Linked DNA regions of Homo sapiens: region 2 is linked to region 1. A link is an interaction called in ENCODE POLR2A ChIA-PET data of the cell type or tissue named here. Cell type or tissue: A673. All regions are shown on one strand. Each heading gives the region's core, and the rest is flanking DNA. Links, peaks and the distances in the headings are about the cores only.

The links. Peaks named below come from ENCODE experiments on the same cell type or tissue, not always from the same donor. Only the 100,000 strongest peaks of a DNase experiment are listed, where the experiment ranks them.
Region 2: POLR2A ChIA-PET joins it to region 1 with 5 read pairs; 3 of 35 experiments call an interaction of 5 or more read pairs at or near these places.

Annotation. Positions count from the first base shown.
Region 1 is chr14:60,665,919-60,681,187 of GRCh38, forward strand. No RefSeq gene overlaps it. Among named protein-coding and RNA genes, the nearest start is that of SIX1, 24 kb to the left of the region's middle. In A673, for the core only: no CTCF peak of the experiment used is centred there; no DNase peak of the experiment used is centred there.
Region 2 is chr14:60,827,624-60,842,892 of GRCh38, forward strand. The region is part of intron 6 of MNAT1 (MNAT1 component of CDK activating kinase); the gene reads left to right. Among named protein-coding and RNA genes, the nearest start is that of MNAT1, 100 kb to the left of the region's middle. In A673, for the core only: no CTCF peak of the experiment used is centred there; DNase peaks (open chromatin) are centred at 7,078 and 7,428; H3K27ac peaks cover 2,226 bases.

The DNA.
Region 1 (15,269 bases), core at 4,099-12,098:
TAGTTAAAAAGGGAATGTTATTTCGGGAGTCACACTTTGCACTTCCGTAACACTTTCCGTCTTTCAAAGGGCTTCTTACACTTGATCCTCACTTGTGAGATGGATTAGGAAGGACAATATTATTAACTTTATTTTACAAATAAAGAAACTGAGACAGAGTAGCTAAGTAACTGGATATGGGGGCTAGAAGCCTGAGCTTTCCCATCTTTGTTTACACAATTCAGTCTCATTTTTAGTATATCAAAACATATAGATAAACCTCAAGCTCTTTAATGGCTATAACATATTTCATGGGTATTATTTTAATTATCTATTTTAGATAATTTAGATAATCATTGAAGACATGTTGATGAACATGTCTTTTTTCCCCAAGCTTTTTCTTGTATGACTAATGTTTTATTACTATCTTTTCACACATATCTTTGAGTACTTGTATGAATATTTTGTTAGGGTAAATTGCTAAAAGTTAAATTGCTGAGTCAAAGGGTATATATATATTTTTACATATATATGTGTGTACATGTATGTGTGTGTATATATATACCCACACATATATACATACACCCACCCACACACACACACACATACACACACACACACACACACACACATATATATTTTTTCAGACAGTGTCTCACTCTGTTGCCCAGACTAGAGTGCAGTGGCACAGTCACAGCTCACTGCAGCTTCCACCTCCTGGGCTCAAGCAATCTTCCCTCCTCAACCTATTGAGTAGCTGGGACTGCAGGTACACACCACCATGCCCCACCAATTTTTTTATTTTTGTAGAGACAGGGTTTCACTACATTGCCCAGGCTGGTCTTGAACTTCTGGACTCAAGCAATCCTCCCACCTCAGTCTCCCAAAGTGCTGGGACTATAGGTGTGAGCCACCATGCCCAACTGGGGTAGATGTATTAAAATTTTGATGTATATTATTTGATTGGCCTTCAAAAATGTGTACCATTTTGTACTACCCTTGACAATATACAAAAAACTATCTTTCCCTAAATGCCTGTTTAATCTTCGCGAATAATTGGGAAAATGCGGCAAATTTAAAATTTTTCATTTTTATTATTAATGCAGTTAGCATCTTTCAAAATTATGTCTAAGTAAATATAAAGAGATGATAAGAAAGTGTACAAATCTAAAGTATACAGGTCAATGGCTTTTTAACATATGTATCATCTGAGTAACCATCATCCAGATACATAACACATTTCTACTATTAATACCTCAGAAAGTTCTCTCTTGCCACTTTACCCACCTACCCAGAGACGATCAGGCAAAGTGAATTATTATTAGAAGTCAGAAGACTTCTAATATTAGATGCTGACTTGTAATATTAATTCATTTTGCCTGTTCTTGAATATAATATCAATGAAAGCAAATAGTTTTATGACGTCTATGCTCAACATAATACCTGTGAAGGCTGGGCATGGTGGCTCACGCCTATAATTCCAGCACTTTAGGATGCCAAGGTGGGCAGATAGCCTGAGGTCAGGAGTTCGAGACCAGCCTGGCCAACATGGCAAACCCCATCTCGACTAAAAATACAAAAATTAGCCGGGTGTGGTGGTGTGTGCCTGTAATCCCAGCTACTCAGGAGTCTGAGGCAGGAGAATTGCTTGAACCCAGGAGGCAGAGGTTTCAGTGAGCTGAGATCGCACCACCGTACTCCAGTCTGGGTGACAAGAGCGAAATTCTGTCTCAAAAAAAAAAAAAAAAAAAAAATATATGTATATATATATATATATATTTGTGGACTCATTCATGCTGTTGTGCATATTAGCCATTCATTCTTTTTTATTAATATGTTATATTCCATCATATGACTACAAATTAGATTAGTTATCCACTCTGCTGCTAATGGGCATTGGAGTTGATTCCAGTTTTTTACTGGAATAAATAAAGCTGCTGTCAACATACTTGTATATGTCTTCCATTGGGCATAAATTCTCATATCTCTTGGTTATATACCTGAAGTGGAATTGCTAAGTCAAAGAAGACATACAAATGACCAACAGATGTATGAAAAAATGCTCAGCATCACTAATCACCAGGAAAATGCAAATTAAAGCCACAGTGAGATATTGCCTCATATCTGTTAGAATGGCTGTTATCAGAAAGATGAAAGATAAGTTTTGGCAAGGACACAGAAAATAGAACCCTTGTACACTGTTGGTGGGCATGTGAATTAGTACAGACATTAGGGAAAACAGTATGGAGGCTCCTCAGAAAATTAAAAATATAACTATCATATGATATAGCAATCCCACTTCAGGGTATATACCCAGGGGAAATGAAATTAGTATGTCAAAGAGACATCTTCACCCCTAGGTTTATTGCAGCATTCTATTTACATATACGTAAGACGCTAACTGCATTAACAATAAATCACCAAGATAAGTCAGCCTAAGTGTTCATTGATGAATGAATGGATAAAGAAAATGTGTATACTATACAGCCTTAAAAAAGAAGGAAATCTTGTCATTTGCAACAACATGGATGAACCCGGAGCACATTATGCTAAGTGAAATAAAGCAGGCACAGAAGACAAATACTGCACAATCTCACTAAAATCTGTGAAATCTGAAAAAGTCAAACTCATAGAAACAGAGTAGAATGGTGGTTGCTAGAGGCTGGGAGGGCGAGGGGGGATGTTGGTTGAAGGGTACAAAGTTTCCGTAAAGAGGATGAGTAAGTTCTGGAGATCTATTGCACAACATGGTGAATATGGTTGATAATAATATATACACAAAAATTGCTAAAAGAGTGGATCTCAAAACGTTCTCACCACACACAAAAAAGATAACTATGTGAGGTGATGGATATGTTAATTAGCTTGATCATAGTATGATTAAAGTATAAATTATTATAGTCATTTCACAATGTATACATATATTAAAATATCATGTTGTACACTGTAAATATATACAATTATTATTTGTCAATTATACCTCAAAAAAGCTGGCCAAAAAATTGCTGAGTCATAGAGTATGTGTGTGTAGCTTTAACAGACACTGTCAGAGAGTTTTCCAAAGTTACACTCCCAACAGCAGTTGTATGAGAGTTCCAGTTGCTCCACATTCTTCCCAATATTCAGTATTTTCAGTCTTTTAAGTTTTTAGACTCTCGTAAATGTGTAATGGTGTCTTGTAGTTTAAATTTGCACTTGCCTGAAGAATAATGATGTTGTCTATCTTTTCATACACATAATGGCCATTTGGATATTCTCTTTTGTGTGGTACTTATTCAAGCCTTTTGCCCATTCCTTATAAAAATATTTTTGTCTTATTTGATTTGTATAAGTTCTTTATAGATTCTGGAAAGAACCCCTTTGTTAGACAGATGGATAGATAATGATAATATTATCCTTGCCTGTGACTTGCCTGTTCACTCTTTTATGGATATTTTTTAGTAAACAAAAAACTTTTTATTTCCATGAAGTCCAATTATGTTTTTATTCTTGTATGGTTATTGTCTTTTTATCCTGTTTAAGAAATCTTTGCCTACCCTAAAATCATGAAGATTCTCTCCTATTTTTTTCTAGAAGTTTGATTTTTTTAATTTGATATTTATATTTTTGAGCAATCTTGAATAATTTTTGTATATGGTATAAGGTGGAGGTCAAATCTATTAGTTCATTTTCATGCTGCTGATAAAGACATACCTGAAACTGGGAACAAAAGGAGGTATAATTGGACTTACAGTTCCACATGGCTGAGGAGGCCTCAGAATCATGGTAGGAGACGAAAGTCACTTCTTAAATGGTAGCAGTAAGAGAAAAATGAGGAAGAAGCAAAAGTGGAAACCCTTGATAAACCCATCAGATCTCCTGAGACTTACTATCACAAGAATAGTATGGGAAACACCAGCCCCCATGATTCAATTACCTCCCCCTGGGTCCCTCCCACAACATGTAGGAATTCTGGGAGATACAATTCAACTTGAGATTTGGGTGGGGACACAGCCAAACCATATCACCAACTTTGTGTTATTTTTCTCCATCTGGATATCCAAGAGTTCTAGCCTCATATGCTGAAAAAAACCTGTACTTTCTGTTTTCTTTTCCTTTTTTTTTTTTTTTTTTTTTGAGATGAAGTCTTGCTCTGTCTCCAGGCTGCAGTGCAGTGGCGTGATTTCAGTTACTGCAGCCTCCACGTCCCAGGTTCAAGTGATTCCTCTGCCTCAGCCTCCCGAGTAGCTGGGACTATGGGCGTGCGCCACCACACCTGGGTAATTTTTTGTATTTTAGTAGAGACAGGGTTTCACCATCTTGGCCAGGATGGTCTCAATCTCCTGACCTCCTGATCCACCCACCTTGGCCTCCCAAAGTGCTGGGATTACAGGCGTGAGCCACCGCACCATGCCAAAACCTGTACTTTCTACCACAGAATTGCAGTGGCCCCTCAGAGGAAAAGCATTCAATGGTTCGCCATTACATATGTCAGCCATAGTTTCTGGGCTTTCTGCAGATAGCTGTTGTCAGATTAAAAAAATTCCCTTCTATTCTTAATTTGCTGAGCTTTTTTTTCCTGAGTGGGTGTTATATTTTATCAAATGCTTTTTCTGTATTGATTAAGATAATTATATGGTTTTCTTTGATAAACCATAGTTGGTAATGATGTGCTATCTTTTTTATTTCTCTGTATTCAACTTGCTAATGTTGTATTTATAATTTTTACAATAAAATGTATTATGATTTTCTGATATATAACGTATTATTTATATTTTTCTAAAGCATATTAATAATCCTTTCCATATGCAGAAAAGATTTTTGTTTTGGCATCAAATTTATGTTAGCCATAATAAAATATGTTAGCCACAAAAACAGTGTTCTCTTTTTCTCTAATCTCTGAAAGGGTTTGAGAAAGATTGTCATTATTCCTTCTTAAATATTTGGAAGAAGTCACCTTTGAAGACATCTGGGCCTGGATTATCTTTGTGAAATTAAAAAAACATAAATTTCCTTCTAAGCACTGTTTAAGCTATATTCCACAAATTTTGATGTTTTATTTTCATTATTCTTCGATTCAAAGTATTTTCTAGTTTTGTTTGTGATTTATTCTTTGGCCCGCAGGTCATTTGGAAGTATGTTCCTTAATTTTTATACATTTTGGAATTTTCTACTTATCCATCTGTATTGGTTTCTGGTGGTCAGTGAATATACTGTATATTATTTCAGTACTTTGAAATTTTTTAAGACTTGCTTTATGCCCCAGCATGTGGTCTATCTTTGGTATGTGCTTGAAAAGAATGCGTATTCTGCAGTTGCTGGGTATAGTGTTCTATAAATATCAATTAGGTCAAGTTGCTTAATAGTGTTGTTTAAATATATCTGTATTGACTTTTTGGTCTTCTTGTTTTTAACAGTTACTAAGAGATGTCTGTTAAAACCAATTAAGGCCAGGCTTGATGGTTCAAGCCTGTAAACCTAACACTTTGGGAGGCCGAGGTGGGCAGATCACTTGAGGTCAGGAGTTCGAGACCAGCCTGGCCAACATGGAGAAACCCCATCTCTACTAAAAAAAAAAAAAAAAAACGCCAGGCGCGGTGGCTCATGCCTATAATCCCAGCACTTTGGGAGGCTGAGGCAGGCAGATCACAAGTTCAAGAGTTCGAGACCAGCCTGGCCAACATGGTGAAACCCCGTCTCTACTAAAAATACAAAAATTAGCAGGGCTTGGTGGTGCACGCCTGTAATCCCAGCTACCTGGGAGGCTGAGGCAAGAGAATCACTTGAAGCTGGGAGGTGGAGGTTGCGGTGAGCCAAGATCTCGCCATTGCACTCCAGCCTGTGCAATAGAGTGAGACACCATCTGAAAAAAACAGAAACAAAAATTAGCCAGGCGTGGTGGTGGGCACCTGTAATCCCAGCTACTCGGGAGGCTGAGGGAGAAGAATCGCTTGAATCTGGGAGGTGAAGGTTGCAGTGAGCCAAGATCCCACCACTGCACTCCAGCCTGGGCGACAAAAAAACCTCCAATTATGATTGTGAATTTGTCTATTTCTCCTTTTAGTTCAGCTCATATATTTTAAAGTTATGTTATTATGTCCAGACAAATTTAGAATTGTTGGGTCTTCCTATTGAAGCAAACCTTTTTAGTATTATGAAATGTTCTTTCTTATCTCTAGTAATACTTCTTGCCTGAAAGTATACTTTGTCTCATAAATATGGTCATATCAGTTTTCTTTTCTTTCTTTCTTTCTTTTTTTTTTTTTTTTTTTTTTTAGACAGAGTCTCACTCTGTCACCCAGGCTGCAGTGCATGATCTCAACTCACTGCAACCTCCGCCTCCTGGGTTCGAGCAATTCTCCTGCCTCAGCCTCCCGAGTAGCTGGAATTACAGGCGCATGCCACCGCAACCAGCTAATTTCTGTATTTTTAGTAGAGATGGGGTTTCACCATGTTGGCCAAGCTGGTCTCAAACACATTACCTCAAGTGATCCACCAACCTGGGCCTCTCAAAGTGCTGGGATTACAGGTGCGCGCCACTGCACCCTGCACCTGGCCTCCAGCTTTCTTTTTTTCTTTTCTTTTTTTATTTTTGAGACGGAGTCTTGCTCTGTAGCCCAGGCTGGAGTGCAGTGGCGTGATCTCGGCTCACTGCAAGCTCCACCTCCCTGGTTCACGCCATTCTCCTGCCTCAGCCTCCCTAGTAGCTGGGACTACAGGTGGCCGCCACCACGCCCGGCTAATTTTTTGTATTTTTTAGTAGAGACGGAGTGTCACTGTGTTAGCCAGGATGGTCTCAATCTCCTGACCTCGTGATCCGCTGGGATTACAGGCTTAAGCCACTGCGCCCAGCCTCCAGCTTTCTTTTTATTAATATTTTCATGCTGTCCTTTTCCCATCCTTTTGCTGTCATCTGTGTCTTTATGTTTAAAGTGTGTTACTAATGAACAATGTATCATTTAGTGTTTTATAAAGAAAACTGATATTCAGTTACACTTAACGAACTTACTGATATGATCTCATGTAACTCTACCATCTATTTGTTTTCTGTTGGTTTCATCTTGTCTATATTCCTCCTTTCTAACTTGTTTTCTAATAATTAAGTGGTTTGGTCTTTTTTAAGAGACGGGGTCTCACTCTGTTGCCCAGGTTGGTGTACAGTGGTGTTATCATAGCTCACTGTAACCTCGAACTCCTGGGCTCAAACATTCCTCCCACTTCAGCCTCCCAAGCAGCTAGGACTATAGCTATGGGCCACCATACCTAGCTAATTTTTTAACTTTTTTGTAGAGACGGAGTCTCTCTGTGTTGTCCAGGATAGTTTCAAACTCCTGGCCTCAAACAATCCTCCCACCTCAGCCTTCCAAAGCATTAGGATTACAGGCATGAGCCACCCTGCATAATCCATTAACTTTTTATTTCATTTTATTTTGTCTCCACTTAATTTTTATTTTTTTTTAGTAATTACAAAATGACATAGTCAAACTATTAAGTCCTCCTTTTCAGAAATATGGTATATTTCATTCTTTATTCAGGTCACGTTAAGCCTGCAGTGAGTTAAGCGGTGCCCCCTTGAAATTCCTGTCTACATGGAACCTCAGGATACAATCTTATTTGAAAATAAGGTCCTTGAATATATAACTAAGGAAAGAACCTGGTGTGGTGGTGCCTGTTGTCCCAGTTACTTGGGAGGCTGAGGCAAGAGAATTGTTTGAGCCTAGGAGATTGAGGCTGCAGTGAGCTAGGATCACGCCATGACATTCCAGCCTGGGTGACAGAATGGGACCCCATCTCTAAAACATATATATATACACACACGTATATATGCAATATATATGTATATGTACACACACATATATGTGTATATACACATATATGTGTATATATGTGTGTATATATACACATATATGTGTATATGTGTAAATATATACACATATATGTGTATATGTGTAAATATATACACATAAGTGTATATATATACACTTATATGTGTAAATATATATGTGTGTAAATATATATATAACATACATATATGTGTGTGTGTGTGTGTATATATGTGTGTGTATATATATATAGTGCCATGGCTGGCTCATGCCTGTAATCCTAACACTTTGGGAGGCTGAGATAGGAGGATTGCTTGAGTCCATGAGGTGGAGGCCAGCTTGGGCAACATTGTAAGGGGCCATCTCTACAAAAAATTTTAAACCTAGCTGGGTGTGGTGGCACACACCTGTACTCCCAGATACTCTGAGATAGGAAGATCGCTTCAGCCTGGGAGGTTGAGACTGCAGTGAGCTATGATTATGCCACTGTACTCCAGCCTGGGTGACATAGCAAGACCCTTTCTCAAAAAATTATATATATATGTGTATATATATATAGATATATATATACACATATATGCTCAAATAGTGCCCAATTTCCAAGTTCCATATATATATATATATATATATATATATATATATATATATATATATATATATAAAGGATTGAGATGAGATCTTACAGGACTATTGTGGTCCCTAAATTCATTGAGAGTATCCTCATAAGAGACAGAAAAGGACACACAGAGGTGCAGAGAAAGCAATGTGAAAATAGAGGTAGAGATTGAAGCAATGTGTCTTTAAGCCAAGAGACACCAGGAATTGCCAAAACCACTAGAAGTTAGAATAGCAGCATGAACAGTACCTCCCTCATGGCCTCTAAAACCAACTTTGCTGACACTTTCTTTTAAGACTTCTATGTCCTGAACTATGAGAGAATAAATTTCTATTGGTTTAAGCCACCCAATTTATGGTGATTTGTTATGGCAGCCCTAGGAAACCAATCCAAACCCTTCAGGAAAGTTTTAGAGTTTATTAATATAAATCTTGTAAAAGTCTTGTTAAATTTATTCCTAGAGATTTTATTAGATAGTTTTATTGCTACCATGAATAAATTTTTTTTTTTTTTGAGACGGAATCTTGCTCTGTCATCAGGCTGGAGTGCAGTGGCATGATCTTGGCTCACTGCAACCTCCAGCTCCCGGGTTCAAGTGATTCTCCTGCCTCAGCCTCCTAAATATCTGGGACTACAGGCGCGTGCCACCACGCCCAGATAATTTTCGTATTTTTAGTAGAGACGGGGTTTCACCATGTTGGCCAGGATGGTCTCGATATCTTAACCTCATGATCCGCCCACCTCAGCCTCCCAAAGTGCTGGGATTATAGGCGTGAGCCAGCACACCCAGCCCTTGAATAAAATATTTTTAAAGACCTTTTATTTGATTACTGCTGGGGATTAGGGAAGCTATGATCTTTTATCTGGCCTTCTTATTGAATATGGGTGTAACTATTTTTTTTATTATTCCCATTGACTTTCTAGGTTGACCTCAAAAAACAACTTGAAGAAAATAAAATTTTATATTCCCACCATCTAGATATTACCACAGTAAACCTAAGTAGATTTCTTTGTGTTGACTGTCTCAAATTCCTTGTGTAAAATATCCTAGGTCATGATATAATGGTTTTTAATACACTACCATATTTATTCCATTAATATTTTATTTATAACATATCTATTCTGACTGGTGAAACTGCTCTATTGTCATGGTTTTGTTGTTGTTGTTGTTTTGAGAAGGGGTCTCACTCTGTCACCCAGATTGGTGTTCAGCAGCATGATCATGGCCCACTGCAGCTTTGACCTCTGGGACTCAAGGGATTCTCCTATCTCAGCCTCTAGCATAGCTGGGACAACAGGTATGCGCCACCACGCCTGGCTAATTTTTTAAATTTTTTATGGAGGTGGGGTTTTGCTATGTTGCCCAGGCTGGTCTCAAACTCCTGGACTCAGGCAATCCTCCCACTCAGCTTCCCAAAGTGCTGAGATTATAGGCATGAGCCACTGCACCTGGCCTTCACCATCTTCTAAATTAGTTGAAGCTTATGGATGCTAAAAACAGTTGATTAAGCAAACTTGATTATAATGCAGCAGTGTTAATTTAGGCCAAAATGTATGCCAAAATAAAGCAGTGTTGTTGATTCTATCTATGAATTTAGGTATGTATGTATGTATCTCTCTCCCTCTCTCTCTCTCTCTGTCTACCTATTTATCTATCTACCTGGTTTCTTGGGCCTGGCCTTGAATAACTGGATGATTTATAGAGGGGGTTTTGATTATTGTCTCTCCCAGGCAGTCTGAAGCAACAGGACTCAGAGTTGCTGCTGGAGTTTAACTGGTTAGAAAAAAAAAAAAAAACACAATTCCTCCCTTAACGAAACAAAAGACTCACTTTCTTCTGCTCAAATAGTGCCCAATTTCCAAGTTCCTTACATACCTGATTGAAAACTGGAAGTCCATTTTTTAAACTTTGTAATTCCTTTTCTGTTATCAGTTTTAAATAATCTTTACATTTCTTGCAACTCTGCTTACATTTCCTATGCTTTACTTACAAGTTCATTACGAGCTGCTCCGCTGTCTACTCCATTGCTTTCTTGCATCCCATGTGGCAATGGGATCTCTCTGCAATTATTTGTAGTAATCTGTCCTCACTACCCCACCAGGCCAAAGTGTTGTAAAACAGTTTTTCCATGCCATTCTGAAATTTCAGAATGTGTCTAGATAAGATATGTAACTTTTTTTTTTTTTTGAAGTGAGTCTTGCTCTGTCGCCCAGGCTGGAGTGCAGTGGCACGATCTCAGCTCACTGCAACCTCCGCCTCCCGGGTTCAAGCAATTCTCTGCCTCAGCCTCCCAAGTGGCTGGGATTACAGGTGCCCACCACCACGCCTGGCTAATTTTTTTGTATTTTTAGTAGAGACGGGGTTTCACCATCTTGGCCAGGCTGGTCTTGAACTCTTGAACTTGTGATCCACCCGCCTCGGCCTCCCAAAGTGCTGGGATTACAGGCATGAGCCACCGCACCCAGCCCCCCTTTTTTTTTTTTTCGAGGTAGGGTCTTGCTCTGTCATCCAGGCTGGAGAGCAATGGTGTGATCTCTGCTTACTGCAACCTCCACCTCCTGGGCTCAGTTGATCCTCCCACCTCAGCTTCCTGAGTAGCTGGGACTACAGGCCTGCACCACCACACCCTGCTAATTTTTGAATTTTTTGTAGATACAGGGTTTCACCATGTTGCTCAGGCTAGTCTCGAACTCCCGGGCTCAAGCAATCCACCCACCTTGGCCTCCCAAAATGCTGGGATTATGCACTTGAGCCACCACGCCCAGCCGAGTCTTTTTTTTTTTTTAATTCGTCCTGTTCTGTACTTAATAGGTCCTTTCAATCTAAAGTTTTACATATCAATTCTGGGGGATATCCTGTTATTTTTATCATTCTTTTCTCTCTGTTCTCTCTTCCTAGAACTCCTCTTGGACAAATATTTATTTATTTATTTATTTTATTTATTTATTTTTTTGAGACACAGTCTCACTCTGTTGCCCAGACTGGAGTGCAGTGACACAATCTCAGTTCACTGCAACCTCTGCCTCCTGGGGTCAAGCAAGTCTCCTTTCTTAGCCTCCTGAGTAGCTAGGATTACAGGCCCTCACCACCACACCCGGCTAATTTTTGTATTTTTAGTAGAGACGGGGTTTCACCATATCGGCCAGGCTGGTCTCGAACACCTGACCTCAGGTGATCCTCCCACCTCGGCCTCCCAAAGTACTGAGATTACAGGCTTGAGCCACCACGCCCAGCCAAAATATATATATATATATGTTTTTAGTTGTTCTGCCTCTCTTGACATTTTTTCGCCCAAATGTAGAAAGCTGGGAGGAAAGGGAGGCTCTGCAACCCACCAGCATCATAGCAAAGATGCAGTAGCCTCGGTTCCATACCACCCTCTAGTTTCTGATCAACTGAAAATCTTTTCCTTAAAATGAGCATAGTGTAATCATGGGAGGAGAAGAATGTGGCTGTGGAAAGGACATTTGGAATTCTGCAAAATGTTTAAGGCCTATTCATTCCATGTGTATCTCTCCCTTCATTTGTAGAGTTCCTATCCACTTCAAAGGCTTCTCTGAGTGCTGACAAGGAAGAAAGTTCTGCTAAATTGGAACCTTTTAAATAGATCAAGATTTTCAACATATCCCAAACATGGTTAGATTAGATGCAGATAAATCTCAACCACATCACAATGTTGATGGGATCATTCATTTCCTTTCTTTTTAGCAGCAGAATAACTGTCATTCCCAAACACACATCAGGCATTTAACCCTAACAAATGTTGTAGTAATCAAAATAGAGGGTGAACAGCTTATCCAGTTTCCCATCTGTGCTTCAGCTGGGATGTTTAATTTTCATTTCCTCCTTTCACTTGACATCCTAACCTAGTCAGGGAGGTCTGATAGCCCTTTCCAGGGGATGTTGTTATTTCCTTATTCTTACATAAGAGCCGGAATTCCATTTGGAAAGAGCAATTATATTGAGCTTGATCAATAACCTCAAAGAACAAAGAGAAAAAAATTACCTGTTATCAGACTTTAATATGTACTTGATGTCCATGATTTGTGTTATTGTGTTAATTGTAGGGTCACTAGCAATTAGATTTAGCTATTGTTAACATCTAAAATTGATTTAAATGCTAAAAGAATCAATACTTGAGCTAAATGTTTAAATATCAGGACACTAAGAAGCTACTGAGTCTTCTTAATTGAATTATTCTCTGCTTTCTGCATTTTAGAAGACTGGGCCTATTTCAGAGAGATGAAAGTAATAGATGTCTATATTGTAAATGACAATGTAAATACTTGCTATGGTTATAGAAATGAAGGCGGTTGCACAGGTGGGAGTCATGGTAAGTATAGCTTGTGAAACTAAAATACTTGGTTGGGTGTGGTGGCTCACACCTCTAATTCCAACACTTTGGGAGGCTGAGGCAGGCAGCTCTCTTGAGCTCAGAAGTTTGAGACCAGCCTGGGCAACATGATGAGACCCCCATCTCTACAAAAAATTAGCCAGAAATGGTGGGGAGGGCTGTGATTGTGCCACTGCACTCCAGCCTAGATGACGGAGTGAGACCCTGTCTAGAAACAAAATATCTTGGCAGTCAAATTTCACAAACGATTATAGTAACTACAATGGCTTATGTTTTTGAGCACTTACTGGATGTTTAACACTCTTATTTTATTTTTCTCATTTAATCTGCACAACAACCGTATGAAGTAGGTACTAAATGAGTCAGTGTAATCAATACAATATCCATGTTTGACTACACTGACTTGCCTCCCACCAAGTCACAGATGGGAAGTAGGGGTATTGGGTTGAAGCCCAGGTCTTCTGACTACAGATCTAGAACCTATAACCACTGTGCTACGTTTTAGCAGTTGCGATTTTAAATATTCTAAACAGAGTCTTGACAGAGCTTAAAGTGTGGGAAGTCAAAAAGACTGATACATTCAGACACGCTTTGGAGTTTACAAATGACTTACCCTTATTGTTCATCAGTTTTACTCTCTTGTTAATTCCGATACCACCAAAACCCTAAATATTGTTTATTGGAGTCTACAGTTATAAAGGAAACTTACAAAGTTTTTAAAAACAAATTCGACTCTTTACATTCTCCCTATTTTCTAATTGAGAATATTAGAGTATATACAATCACAGACCACAGAAACATTCATGAATCTGAGTTGAGAGAAAGCTAACCTAGGTCAGTGTGCGTGTGTGTGTGTCCATGTGTGCACACAAATAAGGGTATGCCGGGCTGGCTGTCAGTGGAGAGGTTTCTTGGTTATATTAAACTTCTGCCAAATAAATTGCTTTTAAACATTGTCTCTGTTTTAAAAACAGCAAGACTCCTTGGAGCAGATTATCCTTGTTCTTTTTTGTTCTGAAGAACCACTTGAGAAGCAGATCTTAGTTATGCAAATTATATCAAGTAGGACCCTGGGCCCTGGGGAAAGTGTATAACAGGTTCTTTTGTGGCTTGACAAAGGCTGCTCTTACCAGTAGCCTTTGGTTTGCAAGCCTGGACCCTGGAGAAGGGAGGGGAGTAAACTGAGTAAATTTGCGGAAATGCCTGAAGAAAGTTTTCTTTTCTGTGGTTCAATATTATAGCTGAACCACAATATTATCTCTGAAGGACTGAGATAATTTGACCAAGGCCAAATGATAGGAAAGGATGCCAACAGACTGCAAATGGAAATTACCCCAAGCCAAGGAAATTCTGACCTGGTAGCCTGGTTCAGCAGCAGCACAAAGAGAGTGTGAGTGGTCTTGGTATAGCATGTTGGTGAGGCTAGACGTCCCTCCTCTGACATTGTTGCCTGAGCATAGTGGACATGCTTTAGACTCAAATGATTGAGCACGTGAGGGTAAAGCTTGTACCCCAAGCCTGCAGTGTTCTGGGCCCATCCTTTCTTGGTTCAGCAATTTTAAAACAACGCAAGTTATTTGAACCCCAAGCTATTGAAGTGTAAATAGCAACAATATTTTAACACACACTCCAACTTCCCCAGTTCTTTTTTTTTTTTTTTTTTTTTTAGATGGAGTCTCGCTCTGTCGCCCAGGCTGGAGTGCAGTAGTACCATCTCGACTCACTGCAACCTCTACCCGCTGGGTTCAAGTAAGTCTCCTGCCTCAGCCTCCCTAGTAGCTGGGATTACAGCGTGTGCTACCGTGCCCAGCTAATTTTTGTATTTTTAGTGGAGACAGAGTTTCACCATGTTGGCCAGGCTGGTCTCAAACTCCTGACTTCAAGTGATCTGCCCGCCTTGGCCTCCCAAAGTGCTGGAATTACAGGCATGAGCCACTAAGCCTGGCTTTTTTTTTTTTTTTTTCAGAGATGAGGGTCTTGCTATCTTGCCTGGATAGACTCAAACTCCTGGACTCAAGTGACTCTCTCGCCTAAGCATCCCAAGTAGCTGGGACTATGGGCATGCTCCACCACACCTGGCTAACTATTGAGAGTACACCAAGAGTTTTATCGTAGGGACTTAAGAATCTCAGGAGAAATAGGTAAAATGGTCAACAGCTTTTATGTCAGCCTGAGGTGATACAAAGACCTGTAATCAGTAGACTGGGTCTGATTCTTAGCTACCATTTAAAAACAAGAGCTTAACTTTCCTTCACTCATTGAACAAATATTTCTTTCTTACTTTATTTGGTAGAATAAAGAGAAACAATCTTACTAAAAATACTTAAGGCTGAGAACGGTGGCTCACACGTGTAATTCCAGCACTTTGGGAGGCTGAGGAGGGCAGATAGCTTGAGTTTGAGGCCAACCTGGACAACATCATGAAATCCCATGGCTACGAAAAATACAAAAATTAGCAGGGCATGGTGGCACATGCCTGTAGTCCCAGCTACTTGAAAGGCTGAGGTGGGAGGATCA
Region 2 (15,269 bases), core at 3,458-11,457, 160 kb after region 1:
ATTAATTTATTCTATTTTTAATATATAATTTGCACTTAGGTAGTAAATCAAGTATAACAACTAAAGAAGTCATGTGCCCTTTCTCAAGTCTTGTGATATGCACATAGCATTAATTTGAATCTATAAAGGTATTTTGAAATGTAAATCAAATTAATAATAGTCTTATCAGATCTTATTATGGCATATAATTAACTAGGTGAGTATCAGGTGATTACTTTCTCTTAGCTTTTAAATGTCTCCAGTTATGTTATTTCACTAAAGTTAGCAGTATATTCTAATTTTCACATGGATATCCCTGAAGAGTTACATGTAAGTAAATAGAAATTTGGTTAATTCCATTCTATTTTAAAGAAAATGGAGGTTCTTAAAACTTAAGATAATCCTTGGTGAGTATTTTAATGTGACCTAAATAAAATTTTTATGAAATGAATAGCTTCATGATTAAAACTGTAAATTTGAATTTTGTTATTTCAGAATTGTTTAAAACAGGTCGTCCTTATTATATTATTAGAAGTTTGAATTGTGGCTTCTCTACTATATATACTAATTGTTTGGTCTTGGGCAAATCACTTTACCTCTTTAAGCCTTAATTACTCAACTCTTAAAAAAGAGATTATGCCTACATTATAGAGTTCCTGAGTATTTTGTGAAGTAATTTTATAAAACTCTCAGGATGCCTGGCTCGTTGTAAAGATACTAAGTATAAATAGGTATAGATACAAATAAAAACTATAATAGCCCAGTAAATTGTGATTGAAGGTAGAGTTTGTGACTTATAACTGTTAATTTTGTACCGTGTAGTTTTTACTAGTTATTTTATCTATAGACTCCTATATAGTAGGAAAAAAACAACTCATTTTCCCCTGCTGCACATATCCAGCACAGAACACTTTTGGTCACCAAAATGTGTTTTTTTTTTTTGGTTGTTATTTCGTTTTCTTTTCTGTACCACACCAACCATTTCTGCAGCAGACACCAATAGGATTTCCTACAGTTTAACCCAATTCTGACACTAACCGGAATTAGTGCAAACCCCACTGGGTAAGATCCCAGTACCACACAACTGCTCCCAACTTCAGACATCAATCGAAAGCTCCAGGTGGTAACCTGTACTGTTGACTAACTGGCTATAAATTGAAGGTTCCCACGATCCCTTCCTGTGGTTCAATTATTTGCTGGAGTGGCTCATGGAACTTTGGGAAACACTTATGTCTACTGATTTATTATAAAGAATATTACAAAGAATACAGATGGACAGCTAGATGGAAAAGATGCATAGGGCAAGGTATGTGGGAAGGGACGTGCATCTTCCATGCCCTCTCGGGGTGGGCTACCATCCTAGCACCTCCATGTGTTCAGCAACCTGGAGGCTCCATGAATCCTGTCCTTTTGGGTTTTTATGGGGGCTTCTTTCCTATAGCCAAGATTGATAAATGACTGGCCACTGGTGATTAACTCAACCTCCTGCCCCTCACCTCTTTCCAGAGGTTGGTGGAACTGAAAGTTCCCAACACACTAATTACAAAGTTGGTTCCCTTTGCAATAAGCCCCTGTTCTGAGGCTATCCAGGACCACCCAGCCATCTTATTAGCATACAAAAAGACACCATTTTGGAGACTACAAACGTTTTAGGAGATGAGTACCAGGAAATGGGATGAAAACCATTTGTATTTCTTATCATAAATCACAATATTACAAGCCCCAAATGCCTAGTAACTCTTTCTTATATATTCCTATATTTCTAGGTAACAATTCAATTGTTCTATGGATATTTAAATGAAAACACTGAAATATTTAGTGTCAATAGTTGGGAAAATTCACAAATAATGAATTATACTCTATGAGTTTTATGTAATATTCTTTCCTTTACCACGGTAAAGGAAAAATTGTTAATAGTCAAACTGTTGGCTTCAGAATTTATGGCAGTGGTTGAATTTATTCCAGAAAATTTGTCTCATGATCTGTCTAGACATGAGCATAGGCAGAAATAATGAGTCTGGATTTTCAGTTATATCAGTTACTTTGTAATGAGGACAAGGTAAAATCAGTATTCTATGAGTGGTGGGAAGCTTTGATTCCTTTAGTCCCACTGAGGGTAACATTAAAGGTGCTTGCAAATGCAGAAATATTCTTAGCCTAGGATGTAGAAATAATGGTTTTCTGCTTAATTTATGAAACAAACATTTTCCTACAAAGTATTCTACATACTGTATACTGCATTGCTTAATGTAATGAGGCAGATTTCAGCTTTATAGATAATTATATTGAGTGCCAATCTGCCTATCAGTAGAGTTTTATCAAGTTCCTATAACATTTGCAAAGCAGTGGTTGCTGTTGGTGTTGCGGATATAGTAATTTTACAAGAATTAGAATTAGGGAAAAAGAAGGAAGATGTGTTTCAATCAGTCTCTGAACATTAACTCACTTAATCGTGAAAACTATCCTGTAGGGTTGATAGTGGTATTCTCATTTATGAGGAGTGGAGTATGGAAGACTTAAATTAAACCTAGAGAAAAGTAGAGTTTCAGAAAAATGGAAAGGACGAAGGAATTTCACATTTAAAAATGAGTATGTGGAAGAATTGTTAGCAAAAGAATGGAGGGTATGAATTTAGCCAAGTTTATTCCATAGTTTTCAGTCAGGAATTTTCTTCTGATGAACTTGCACACTAATTTCAAAACACACATTCATTCTTTGGTTCCTAGAAGGTTATATGAAATTCAGATACATAGATTCACTTTGATGTGTTAGAGCTTTTTACTAGTTAGTGATCTGTTGAATAAGTTAAGGGACACTAAAATTTAGTATTTGTAAATGTTGAAATAAATTTTCTTTTTTTGGTGATTGTTTTAGAGCTATGATTCAGTATTTTCCTGAGAAGTCCGGCTGCCACAAATGTTTGGGAATCTTATAAGGCTCCATCTGCAAATGCTCATGACCAGATATTTCCTGCGATGATTTTTAATGTAATATTTTAATTTTTCAGCTAAGCAGACTTAGTTTTCCTTTGGAATTTTATCAATGCACCATCAGTATTGCCTTGAGTTAACTGTGGTTTTTGTGTTACTATTATGTAGGAAATAATATTAGGTTTTTCTTTGGTTGATCATTTTGTTATATAATTCCTATACAATTTTTATTGCTATTTATTTTGGTCCTCACCACTTCTTCTGCCTTTTTTTTTTTTTAAATCACAGATTGTTTATGTATCAGAATACAATTTGCCACAACTTCAGGGGCTGTGGTTAAGTTTGAAAACCAAGGATTACATTCAGTTATTTTTGCATACTCTCTAACTTTCTTAAACATACTCAACTGAATGGATACATTCCCATTCTGTCAGTGCCGTGCCTCCTGTTAACATTTTTCTACACTAGAAGCTCTTCCCATTTTTGCTGAGAGAGTGTCTGGCATCTTCTCCCAGCCTCCATTCCTAATGATGGCTAGAGCTAAGAATGTATTGCTGCTTTCTTTTGTTCCTTTTTTTTTTTTTTCAATACTTTTAAGTTCTGGGATACATGTGGAGGTTTGTTCTTGGGATACATGTGGAGGTACATGGAGATACATATGGGATACATGTGGAGGTAAGTTCTTGGGATACATGTGGAGGTTTGTTACATAGGTATACACGAGCCATGGTGGTTTGCTGTACCCATCAACCCATCATCTACATTAGGTATTTCTTCTAATGCTATCCCTCCCCTAGCTCCCTGCCCCCAGCAGGCCCTGGTGTGTGATGTTCCCCTCCCTGTGTCCATGTGTTCTCATTGTTCAACTCCCACTTATGAGTGAGAACATGTGGTGTTTAGTTTTCTGTTCCTGTGTTAGTTTGCTGAGAATGATGGTTTCCAGCTTCATCCACGTCCTTGCAAAGGACATGACCTCATCCTTTTTTATGGCTACATAGTATTCCATGGTGTATACGTGCCACATTTTCTTCATCCAGTCTATCATTGATGGGCATTTGGGTTGGTTCCAAGTCTTTGCTATTGTGAATAGTGCTGCAATAAACATATGTGTGCATGTGTCTTTATAGTAGAATGATTTATAATACTTTGGGTATATACTCAGTAATGGGATTGCTGGGTCAAATGGTATTTCTGATTCTAGATCCTTGAGGAATTGCCACACTGTCTTCCATAATGGTTGAATTAATTTACACTCCCACCAACAGTGTAAAAGCATTCCTATTTCTCCACACCCTCTCTAGCATCTATTGTTTCCTGACTTTTTAATGATCGCCATTCTAACTGGCATGAGATGGTATCTCATTGTGGTTTTGATTTGCATTTCTCTAATGACCAGTGATGATGAGCTTTTTTTCATGTGTTTGTTGGCTGCATAAATGTCTTGTTTTGAGAAGTGTCTGTTCATATCCTTTGCCCACTTTTTGATGGGATTGTTTGTTTTTTTTCTTGTAAATTTGTGTAAGTTCCTTGTGGATTCCAGATATTAGCCCTTTGTCAGATAGATAGATTGCAAAAATTTTCTCCCATTCTGTAGGTTGCCTATTCACTCTGATGACAGTTTCTTTTGCTGTGCAGAAGCTCTTTAGTTTGATTAGATCCCAATTTGTCAGTTTTGGCTGTTGCCATTACTTTTGGTGTTTTAGTCATGAAGTCTTTGCCCATGCCTATGTCCTAAATGATATTACCTAGGTTTTCTTTCAGGGTTTTTATGGTTTTAGGTCTTACGTTTAAGTCTTTAATCCTTCTTGAGTTAATTTTTGTATAAGTTGTAAGGAAGGGATCCAGTTTCAGTTTTCTGCATATGGCTAGCCAGTTTTCCTGGCACCATTTATTAAGTAGGGAATCCTTTCCCTATTGCTTGTTTTTGTCAGGTTTGTCAAAGATCAGATGGTTGTAGATGTGTGGCGTTATTTTTGAGGCCTCTTTTATGTTTCATTGGTCTATATATCTGTTTTGGTACCAGTACCATGTTGTTTTAGTTACTGTAGCCTTGTAGTATAGTTTGAAGTCAGGTAGCATGATGGCTCCAGCTTTGTTCTTTTTGCTTAGGATTGTCTTGGCTATACAGACTTTTTTTTTTGGTTCCATATGAAATGTAAGTAGTTTTTTCTAATTCTTTGAAGAAAGTTAATGGTACCTTGATAGGGATAGGATTGACTGTGAATTTCTTTGGGAAGTATGGCCTTTTTCATGACATTGACTCTTCCTATCCATGAGTATGGAATTTCTTTCCATTTGTTTGTGTCCTCTCTTATTTCCTTGAGCAGTGATTTGTAGTTCTCCTTGAAAAGGTCCTTCACATCCCTTGTAAGTTATATTCCTAGGTATTTTATTCTATTTGTAGCAATTGTGAATGGGAGTTCACTCATGATTTGGCTCTCTGCTTGTCTATTGTTGTTGTATAGGAATGCTTGTGACTTTTGCACATTGATTTTGTATCCTGAGACTTTGCTGAAGTTGCTTATCAGCTTAAGGAGTTTTTGGGCTGAGATGATGGGGTTTTCTAAATATACAATCGTGTCATCTGCAAACAGAGACAATTTGACTTCCTCTCTTCCTCTTTGAATACTCTTTATTTCTTTCTCTTGCCTGATTGTCCTGGCCAGAACTACCAGTACTATGTTGAATAGGAGTGGTGAGAGAGGGCATCCTTGTCTTATGCCAGTTTTCAAAGGGAATTCTTCCAGCTTTTGCCCATTCCGTATGATATTGGCTATGGGTTTGTCATAAATAGCTCTTGTTATTTTGAGATACATTCCGTCAATACCTAGTTTATTGAAAGTTTTTAGCATGAAGGGGTATTGAATTTTGTTGAAGGCCTTTTCTGCATCTATTGAGAAAATCATGTGTTTTTTGTCATTGGTTCTGTTTATGTGATTGATTATGTTTTTTGATTTGCATATGTTGAACCAACCTTGCATCCCAGGGATGAAGCTGACTGGATTGTGGTGGATAAGCTTTTGGATGTGCTGGTGGATTCAGTTTGCCAGTATTTTATTGAGAATTTTTGCATCAATGTTCATTGGGGATATTGGCCTGAAATTTTCTTTTTTTGTTGTGTCTCTGCCAGATTTTGGTGTCAGGATACTGGCCTCATAAAATGGGTTAGGGAGGAGTGCCTTATTTTCTATTGTTTGGTATAGTTTCAGGAGGAATGGTACCAGCTCCCCTTTGTACCTCTGGTAGTATTCAGCTGTGAATCTGTATGTTCCTGGGCTTTTTTTGGTTGGTAGGCTATTAATTACTGCCTCCATTTCAGAACTTGTTGTTGGTCTATTCAGGGAATTGACTTCTTCCTGGTTTAGTCTTGGGAGGATGTATGTGTCCAGGAATTTATCCATTTCTTGTAGACTTTCTAGTTTATCTTCGTAGAGGTGTTAATAGTGTTTTCTGATGGTAGTTTGTATTTCTGTGGGATCAGTGGTGACATTCTCTTCATCATTTTTTATTGTGTCTATTTGATTCTTCTCTCTTGTTTATTAGTCTGGATAATGGTCTATCTTTTTCGTTAATCTTTTCAAAAAACCAGCTCCTGTATTCATTGATTTTTTTGAAGTGTTTTTTGTGTCTCTATCTCCTTTAGTTCTGCTCTGATCTTAGTTATTTGCTGTCTTCTGCTAGCTTTTGAATTTCTTTGGTCTTTCTTCTCTAGTTCTTTTAATTGTGATGTTAGTGTGTCGATTTTAGATGTTTCCCACTTCGTACTGCCATAAATTTCCCTTTTAACATTGCTTTAGCTGTGTCCCAGAGATTCTAGTACGTTGTGTCTTTGTTCTCATTGGTTCAAAGAACTTCTTTATTTCTGTATTAATTTCATTATTTACCCAGTAGTCATTCAGGAGCAGGTTGTTCAATTTCCATGTAGTTTGGCAGTTTTGAGTGAGTTTCTTAATCCTGAGTTCTAATTTGATTGCACTGGTGTGTGAGAGACCATTTGTTATGATTTTTGTTCTTTTGCATTTGCTGAGGAGTGTTTAACTTCCAATTATGCAGTCAGTTTTAGAATAAGTGCTATGTGGCACTGAGAAGGATGTAGATTCTGTTGACTTGAGGTGGAGAGTTCTGTAGATGTCTGTTAGGTCCACTTTCTCTAGAGCTAGTTCAAGTCCTGTATATCCTTGTTAATTTTTTGTGTTTTTGATCAGTCTAAAATTGACAGTGGGGTGTTAAAGTCTCCCACTATTGGGAGGGAGTTTGTGTGGGAGTCTAAGTCTCTTTGTAGGTCTCTAAGAACTTGCTTTATGAATCTGGGTGCTCCTATATTGGGTGCATATATATTTAGGATAGTTAGCTCTTCTTGTTGCATTGATCCCTTTACCATTATGTAGTGCCCTTCCTTCCTTCCTTCCTTCCTTCCTTCCTTCCTTCCTTCCTTCCTTCCTTCCTACCTTGCTCCCGCCCTCCCTCCCTCCCTCCCTCTCTCTCTCATTCATTCGTTCATTCGTTCAAAGTCAGTTATATCAGAGTCTAAGATTTCAAGCCTGGCTTTTTTTTGCTTTCCATTTGCTTGGTAAATATTCCTCTATCCCTTTATTTTGAGCCTGTGTGTTTCTTTGCACGTGAGATGGATCTCCTGAATACAGCACACTGATGGTTCTTGACTCTTTATCCAATTTGCCAGCCTGTGTCTTTTAATTGGGGCATTTAGCCTGTTTACATTTACGATTAACATTGTTATGTGTGAATTTGATCCTGTCATGATGCTAGCTGGTTATTTTGCCCGTTAGTTGAGCAGTTTCTTCATAGTGTTGATGGTCTTTACAATTTGCCTTGTTTTTGCCTGTACCAGTGTTTTCTTTCCATATTTAGTGCTTCCTTCAGGAGCTCTTGTAAGGCAGGTTTGGTGATGACAAAATCTCTCAGCATTTGCTTCTCTGTAAAGGATTTTATTTCCTCTTTGCTTATGAAGCTTAGTTTGGCTGGATATAACATTCTGGGTTGAAATTTCTTTTCTTTAAGAATGTTGCATATTGGCCCCCACTCTCTTCTGGCTTGTAGGGTTTCTGCAGAGATCCACTGTTAGTCTGATGGGCTTCAAGGGTAACCTGACCTTTCTTTCTGGCTGCCCTTAGCATTTTTCCTTCATTTCAACCTTGGTGAATCTGATGATTATGTGTTTTGGGGTTGCTCTTTTCGAGGATTATCTTTGTGGTGGTCTCTGTATTTTCTGAATTTGAATGTTGGCCTGCCTTGCTAGGTTGGGGAAGTTCTCCTGAATAATATCCTGAGGAGTGTTTTCCAGCTTGGTTCCGTTCTTTCCGTCACTTTCAGGTACACCAGTCAAACGTAGGTTTGGTCTTTTCACATAGTCCCATATTTCTTGGAGGCTTTGTTCATTCCTTTTCATTATTTTTTTCTCTAATCTCGTCTTCACACTTTGTTTCATTAAATTGATCTTCTATCTCTGATATCCTTTCTTCCCCTTGATCGATTTGGTTATTGATACTTTTGTATGCCTCACGAAGTTCTTGTGCTGTGTTTTTCAGCTCCATCAGGTCATTTATGTTCTTCTTTAAACTGCTTATTCTGGTTAGCAATTCCTCTAACCTTTTTTCAAGGTTCTTAGCTTCCTTGCGTTGGGTTATATCATGCTCCTTTAGCTCAGAGGAGTTTGTTATTATCCACCTTGTGAAGCCTACTTCTGTCAGTTCATCAAACTCATTCTCTGTCCAGTTTGTTCCCTTGCTGGTGAGGAGTTGTGATCCTTTGGAGGAGAAGAGGTGTTATGCTTTTTGGAATTTTCAGCCTTTTTGCACTGGTTTTTCTTCATCTTTGTGGATTTGTCTACCTTTGGTCTTTGACGTTGGTGACCTTTGGATGGGGTTTTTGTGTGGACATCCTTTTTGTTGATGTTGATGCTATTCTTTTCTGTTTGTTAATTTTCCTTCTAACAGACAAACCCCTCTGCTGCAGGTCTGCTGGAGTTTGTTGGAGGTCCACTCCAGGCCCTGTTTGCCTGGGTATCCCCAGCGGAGGCTGCAGAACAGCAAAGATTGCCGGCTCTTCCTTCCTTTGGAAGCTTCGTCCCAGAGGGGCACTGGCTAGATGCCAGACAGAGCTCTCCTGTATGAGGTGTTGTTAAACCCCTGTTGGGAGGTGTCTCCCAATCAGGAGGCACGGAGGTCAGGGACCCACTTGAGGAGGCAGTCTGTTCCTTAGTAGAGCTTGAGTGTTGTGCCAGGAGATCTGCTGCTCTCTTCAGAGCTGGCAGGCAGGAACGTTTATGTCTGCTGAAGCTGCACCCATAGACTCCCCTTCCCCAAGGTGCTCTGTCCTAGGGAGATGGGAGTTTTACCTATAAGCCCCTTACTGGGGCTGCTGCCTTTCTTTCAGAGATACCCTGCCAAGAGAGGAGGAATCTAGAGAGGCAGTCAGGCTACAGCAGCTTTGTGGCACTGCCAAACTTCCCTGATGCTTTGTTTACACTGTGAGGGGAAAATCACCTACTCAAGCCTAAGTAATGATGGATGCCCCTACCCCCACCAAGCTCAAGTGTCCCAGTTCGACTTCAGACTGTTGTGCTGGCAGTGAGAATTTCAAGCCAGTGTTTCTTAGCTTGCTGGGCTCCGTGGGGGTGGGATCCGCTGGGCTAGACCACTTGGCTCCCTGGCTTCAGCCCCCTTTCCAGGGGAGTGAATGGTTCTGTCTCTCTGTCATTCCAGGCACCACTGGGTTATGAAAAAAGAAACTGCAGCTAGCTCAGTGTCTGCCCAAATGGCTGCCCAGTTTTGTGCTTGAAACCCAGGGCCCTGGTGGCTAGGCACCTGAGGGAATCTCTTGGTCTGTGGGTTGCAAAGACCGTGGGGAAAGCATAGTATCTTGGCTGGAGGGCACCGTTCCTCACGGTGCAGTCCCTCATGGCTTCCTTTGGCTAGGGAAGGGAGTTCCCTGACCCCATGCGCTTCCTGGGTGAGGCGATGCCCCATCCTGCTTTGGCTCACCCTCCATGGGCTGCACTCACTGTCTAACCAGGCCCAGTGAGATGAACCAGGTACCTCAGTTGGAAATACAGAAATCACCCGCCTTCTGCATTGATCTTGCTGCAAGCTGCAGACAGGAGCTGTTCCTATTTGGCCATCTTGCCCTCTTTTGTTACTTTTAATCAGAGCCTCTCCTAGATGCTGCCATGGTAGTTTGGAGCCTCCACTGAGTCCCTACTTTGCTGTCTGTTTCCTTTTGGTCTCAGAGTGGTCTAGGACTTATGACTCTTAGGATATTTAGCTCAGAGGTGTTAAATATTCTTAAAAGGAGCAAGAGCTTTTAGCTATACTATTTAAGATTCTGTGGGTTAACAAAGCATTATAAGACGGTTCTTAAGATTGAGAATTTTTAGTAATAGGCTTCTAATGAACACATGAAAGACCTGTAGCCTTTGTAAGTTGGGAAATTCCTATAGGAATCTCTAGTAATGCTTCTCTTTTATTCCTGATATTAGTAATTTATGACCTCTCACTTTTTTTTCCCTCTGATCAGCCTGGCTAGAGGTTTATCAGTTTTCTTGATCTGTTCAGAGAACCAGTTTCCAGTTTTTGCTTTCATTGATTTTTTTTTTCTTTTTTTTAGGCAGTATCTCACTTTGTCACCCAGGCTGGAAGGCAGTGGGGGCGATCACTGCTCAATGCAGGTTCTACTTCCTGGGCTCAAGCAGTTACCCTGCCTCAGCCTCCTGAGTTGCTGGGACTACAGGAGGGCACCACCACACCTGGCGAATTTTTTTTTGTTTTTAGGAGAGACAGGATCTCCTTATGTTGCTCAGGCTAGTCTCGAACTCCTGAGATCAAGCAATCTTCCCACCTGGCAAAGTGCTGGGATTACAGGCATAAGCCACTACACTGAGCCCTGATTTTTTTTTCCTATTAGTCTGTTTTCCATTCCATTGATATTTGGTTTTTATTATTTCTTTTCTTCTCTTTAATTAAGATTTAATTTGCTTTATTTTTCTAGTTTCTAAAGGTGGAAGGGATGGCAGCAGCAGTCACTGCAAAGACACCAGCTGCAGTGGGGAAGGTATGGCTGGCGCTGCCCTGTACATGGAGCCAGTGGGAGCTGGGAACAGGTGGGAGTCCCGCCCCATTCTGAGATGGTGGGGCAGGAGCCCTGTGCTCCTGCTGGCAGCTGCAGCTGCCCACCTGTGGTTGTGGATCTGGGCATCCCTGCACTCTCGGGGGTCTGGGAAGCCCCACTGCCCCTCCAGGCTTGGAAGCGCCTGCTCCTGCTGCCTGGCCTTTTCCTGCTCCCTGAGCCTGTTCCAGGGTAGAGCAAGTTGGGCCAAGCCTGGGTGTGGTGGCAGCCCAGTGGGGTGTGCCCATGCTTGGGGCAGCACTGACCTGCCAGCCCCCTGTCACCTCAGCCCCCTCTGGACTTTGGGGAATGAGGAGCATGAGAGGGAGGCCGATGGGTCCCTCTGTGTGACCTTGCAGGTGCCCCTCCCACAAGCAGAGTGGGTACCCTGGACAACATGATTGATTGTGGCAGGAGGCAGATGGGCTTCTGGGTGGAAAGGGGTGAGTCCCTGATGAAATCCTACATTCAAGCCAGGAACAGTCTGAAGCCTGGGGCCTGGCCTGTCAGTTCTGAGTGGAATCAGCAGCCCCAGAGTGAGAACTTACTGTGCTCTTTATGAGCCTGCCCGTGGCCACCCATGGACCAATTAGCATGCACTTACTTCCTTTTGAGCCCATAAAAATCCCAGACCCAGCCAGACTCACACAGACGTTGGGACTACCAGCTGTGGAAAGGAGCTATCCACTCTGCTGAGAGCTGGACACTTGTCTAGATGACCTGCAGAGAGGAGCTACCCCCTTCCAGTCTCCTCAGAGCTGTTCTTTTGTTCAGTAAAGCTCCTCTCTGCCTTGCTCACCTTCCAGTTGTCCACATACCTCATTCTTCCTAGATGTGGGATAAAAACTCTGGACCAGGTGAATGGCGGGACTGAAAGAGCTGTAACACAAACAGGACTGAAATACGTCCCCCTGCTCACCATGTTTGGGGGTGATGAGAAGGAGAGAAGAGCTGCAGCTCTGCAGGAAACCCAGACCTAGGAGCTCCCAGAGCCAGAGCTATGACACCCTCTTTGGGGCTCTGTGGTTTCTGTTATCTCCAAGCTTTCCAGTGTCACCATGTTCCTCTTGTCCAGACGTGGGTGCCTGCAGTGGAAGCCACTTGCGGTGCATCTGATCCAGCCTCAGGCTTGCATGGAGAAAGTGCCTGGAGCTGCCCACCCTGCTGCAGCAGCTGGCATGCCTGGCTGTGCGCTCTTGCCAGACCCTGCACTCACTCATGCACCCGTCACTGCTCTGTGCCAGACTCGCCTTTGGCAGGTGTGGGATCTGGGCTGATGGCATGAGCCGTGCACAGCGTATCAGGCCGAGGGGGTGGAATGAGCCCAGCGGGCCCAAGAAAACTTGCACAAAAGGTGCCACCAGCCACAGAGGTTTCCAGCTGGAAAAGCGGCATCCTGCGGATCCCTAGAAAGAAACTTAGATTATTGATTTGAGGTTTTTCCAAGTTTTAAATTACAGATATTAAATGTTATACATTTTCTTTTACGTGTTTCTTTAGTTACATCTGCAAAATTTTGACATCTTGCAACAGTTTGAGTCCTCTGAGAAGCAGATGCCAACATGGGTTTAAATGTGCAAAAAATCTATTAGGGAAAAATGCCTGTGTGAGAAAATGAAAAGGGAGCTGTAGGAGACTAAGAGAGTCATCAGACTCTGATGTAGGTTTGACCCCAAGTTAAGAAAGAACGAGGGTGGGTAAAAGCATCTCATACTACAGTGTATTTCTAAGGAAAGTGGTAAGTTGACTGGGGAGTTCTTGTGCCAGAGTTTTCTGTCAGAGAAGTCTCATATCACCCAACCAGGGAACTACATTAGTATTCCTGCCTTACTCAGTCATTGGCTGGAAGCAGCCCATGGGAATCATGGCCTTGGTGTAAATGCAGAGATGGATTGCAGAGTGCAGCAGCTGGGGCCCTTGATCCCAGTCCTTATACTCCATCATAGTTGTTATTGAGTTCTAGTTACTATAGTCAAAGAACATATGTTAAAGGATTTCAAAAATCTTTTATTAAGATTTTTTTTTTGAGTCAGAGTTTCATTCTTGTTGCCCAGGCTGGAGTGCAAATGGCATGATCTCTGCTCACCACAACCTCTGCCTCCTGGGTTCAAGCGATTCTCCTGCCTCAGCCTCACGAGTAGCTGGGATTACAGGCATGTGCCACCATACCCGGCTAATTCTTTGTATTTTTAGTAGAGACGGGATTTCACTGTATTAGCCAGGATGGTTTTGATTTCCTGACCTCAGGTGATCCGCCCACCTCAGTCTCCCAAGGTGCTGGGATTACAGGCATGAGCCACCGCACTTGGCCCAGATTTTTAAAAATTGCTCAGAGTGTGGTCTGTCTTGGTGAATATTGTTTTGTGAACTTGAAGATAATTTCTATTTGGCTCTTAGGCAGAATGTTTTGTAAATGTCAGTTAGGTCAAGTTACTTGATGTTAAAATTTCCTGTTTTCTTACTGATTCTCTCTCTCTCTCTTTCTCTCTCTCCCTCTCTCCCTTTCCATTTCCTTTTCCCTTTCCCTCCCTTTGTATCTCCCCTTTCTGTCCTCCCTCTCTCACACCTTTCTCTCTCACTCTCTGTCTCTCCTTTGTCTATTATTTTTCTAGTCTATATTTTATGTGTGTACTTTAGGTGGCTGCTATTATTAAGCCTTCAATTTCAGTGATCTTCTGTAGTGTCTAAGCTGTTATTTATCTTATTTGTTATGTTTTTCATTTTAAAATTGTGTGTGTTTTTAACACATACAACACATAAAGTTGTGTGTGTTTTTAACACATACAACACATAAAGTTGTGTGTGTTTTTAATCTTTAGATGTTCTGTTTGGGTCTTTTTTGCACCTTTGATTTCTCTCATCATTCATATTTCTTCTCTACCTTCATGAACATGTGGAATATATTTATGCTAGCTGTATTAATATCCTTGTCCTGCTAATTTCACATTTCTGTCCTTTCTGAGTCTGCTTCTATTGACTGATTTTTTTTTCCTGAAGTGCGTTACATATTTCTGTCTTTTTGGAATACCTGGTAATTTTTGGTATTCCATTAAATATTATAAGACTTTGGGGATGCAGTTAAGTTAGCTATAATCTATTATATCCTTGCAAATCTTGCTTTTAAGCATTGTTAGCATGTACAAGAACAGATTTTAATGTTAGGCTAATTTAGCTCCACTTTCATGGTGATACTATTCTGAAGACCCTATCTGATGCCATATGTATTTATTGAGAGGTCTTTTTACCTTGTTTATTGGGAATATATGAACTGTTTCTGTATGAGCTTTGAGAATTGTTTAATACGTTGCTTTCCAGGTTCATTTCTTGGTGTTCAGTAATTTCCACTCATGTGCAGCTCAAAACCCAGACAAAAGTTGAGGACATCACTGTGAAATTCTCTAGAGCAGAGGTGGACAAACGGCAGCTAACTGACTAAATCCCACCTGCTACTTGTTACTGTAATTAAAGTTTTATTGTAACATAGCCATTCTCATTCATTTACATATATTTTTCTGCTTTTACATTATAATAGCATCATTGGATAGTTATGATGCAGATCATATGGCCTGCAAAGCCTAAAATACTTATCTGCTCCTTACAGAAAATATTTGTTAACTCCCACTTTAGAGTTTTTTCTCTGTGTGGCATTTTCCTCTCTGGTAATCTGCCCTGCAAATTATAGCTGCCCTGGGATCCCTGAAGTCTGATTTTCGTCTCCTTGATTCCTAGGCTCTGTTTGGGTTACTTCTCTATGTATTATAGCCTGGAAATGGCCCCCATGCAGGAAGCCAGGGCAATCAAAGGGTTCATTTCATTTGTTTTTCTTCCCTTGGGGCTCACAGTTCTGTACTGGCTGTTACTCAATTTCTGGAAACCATTGATTCTTATTTTGTTCAGTTTTCTAGTTGCTTAAGTGGGGAATGGTCAATCTGGTCTTGTTATTGTATAATGGTCATATGCAGGAGAAGCAGCAGAATATTTTGAGACTTGTTTTTGTTGTTTTGTATATCAAGAATTAGTTGCTTTATATTGCTATGTAATATTCCATTTGTTTGAATATAAATGCTCCTCAATTTATTTGATGGGGCATGTCTAGATAAACCCATCATAAGTTGAAAATACCATAAGTCAAAAATTCATTTAATATACCTAACCTGCTGAACATCATAATTTAGTATAGGCTTCCTTAATACAAGTACTCAGAACACTTACATTAGCCCAGCATCATGAGAGAGCATC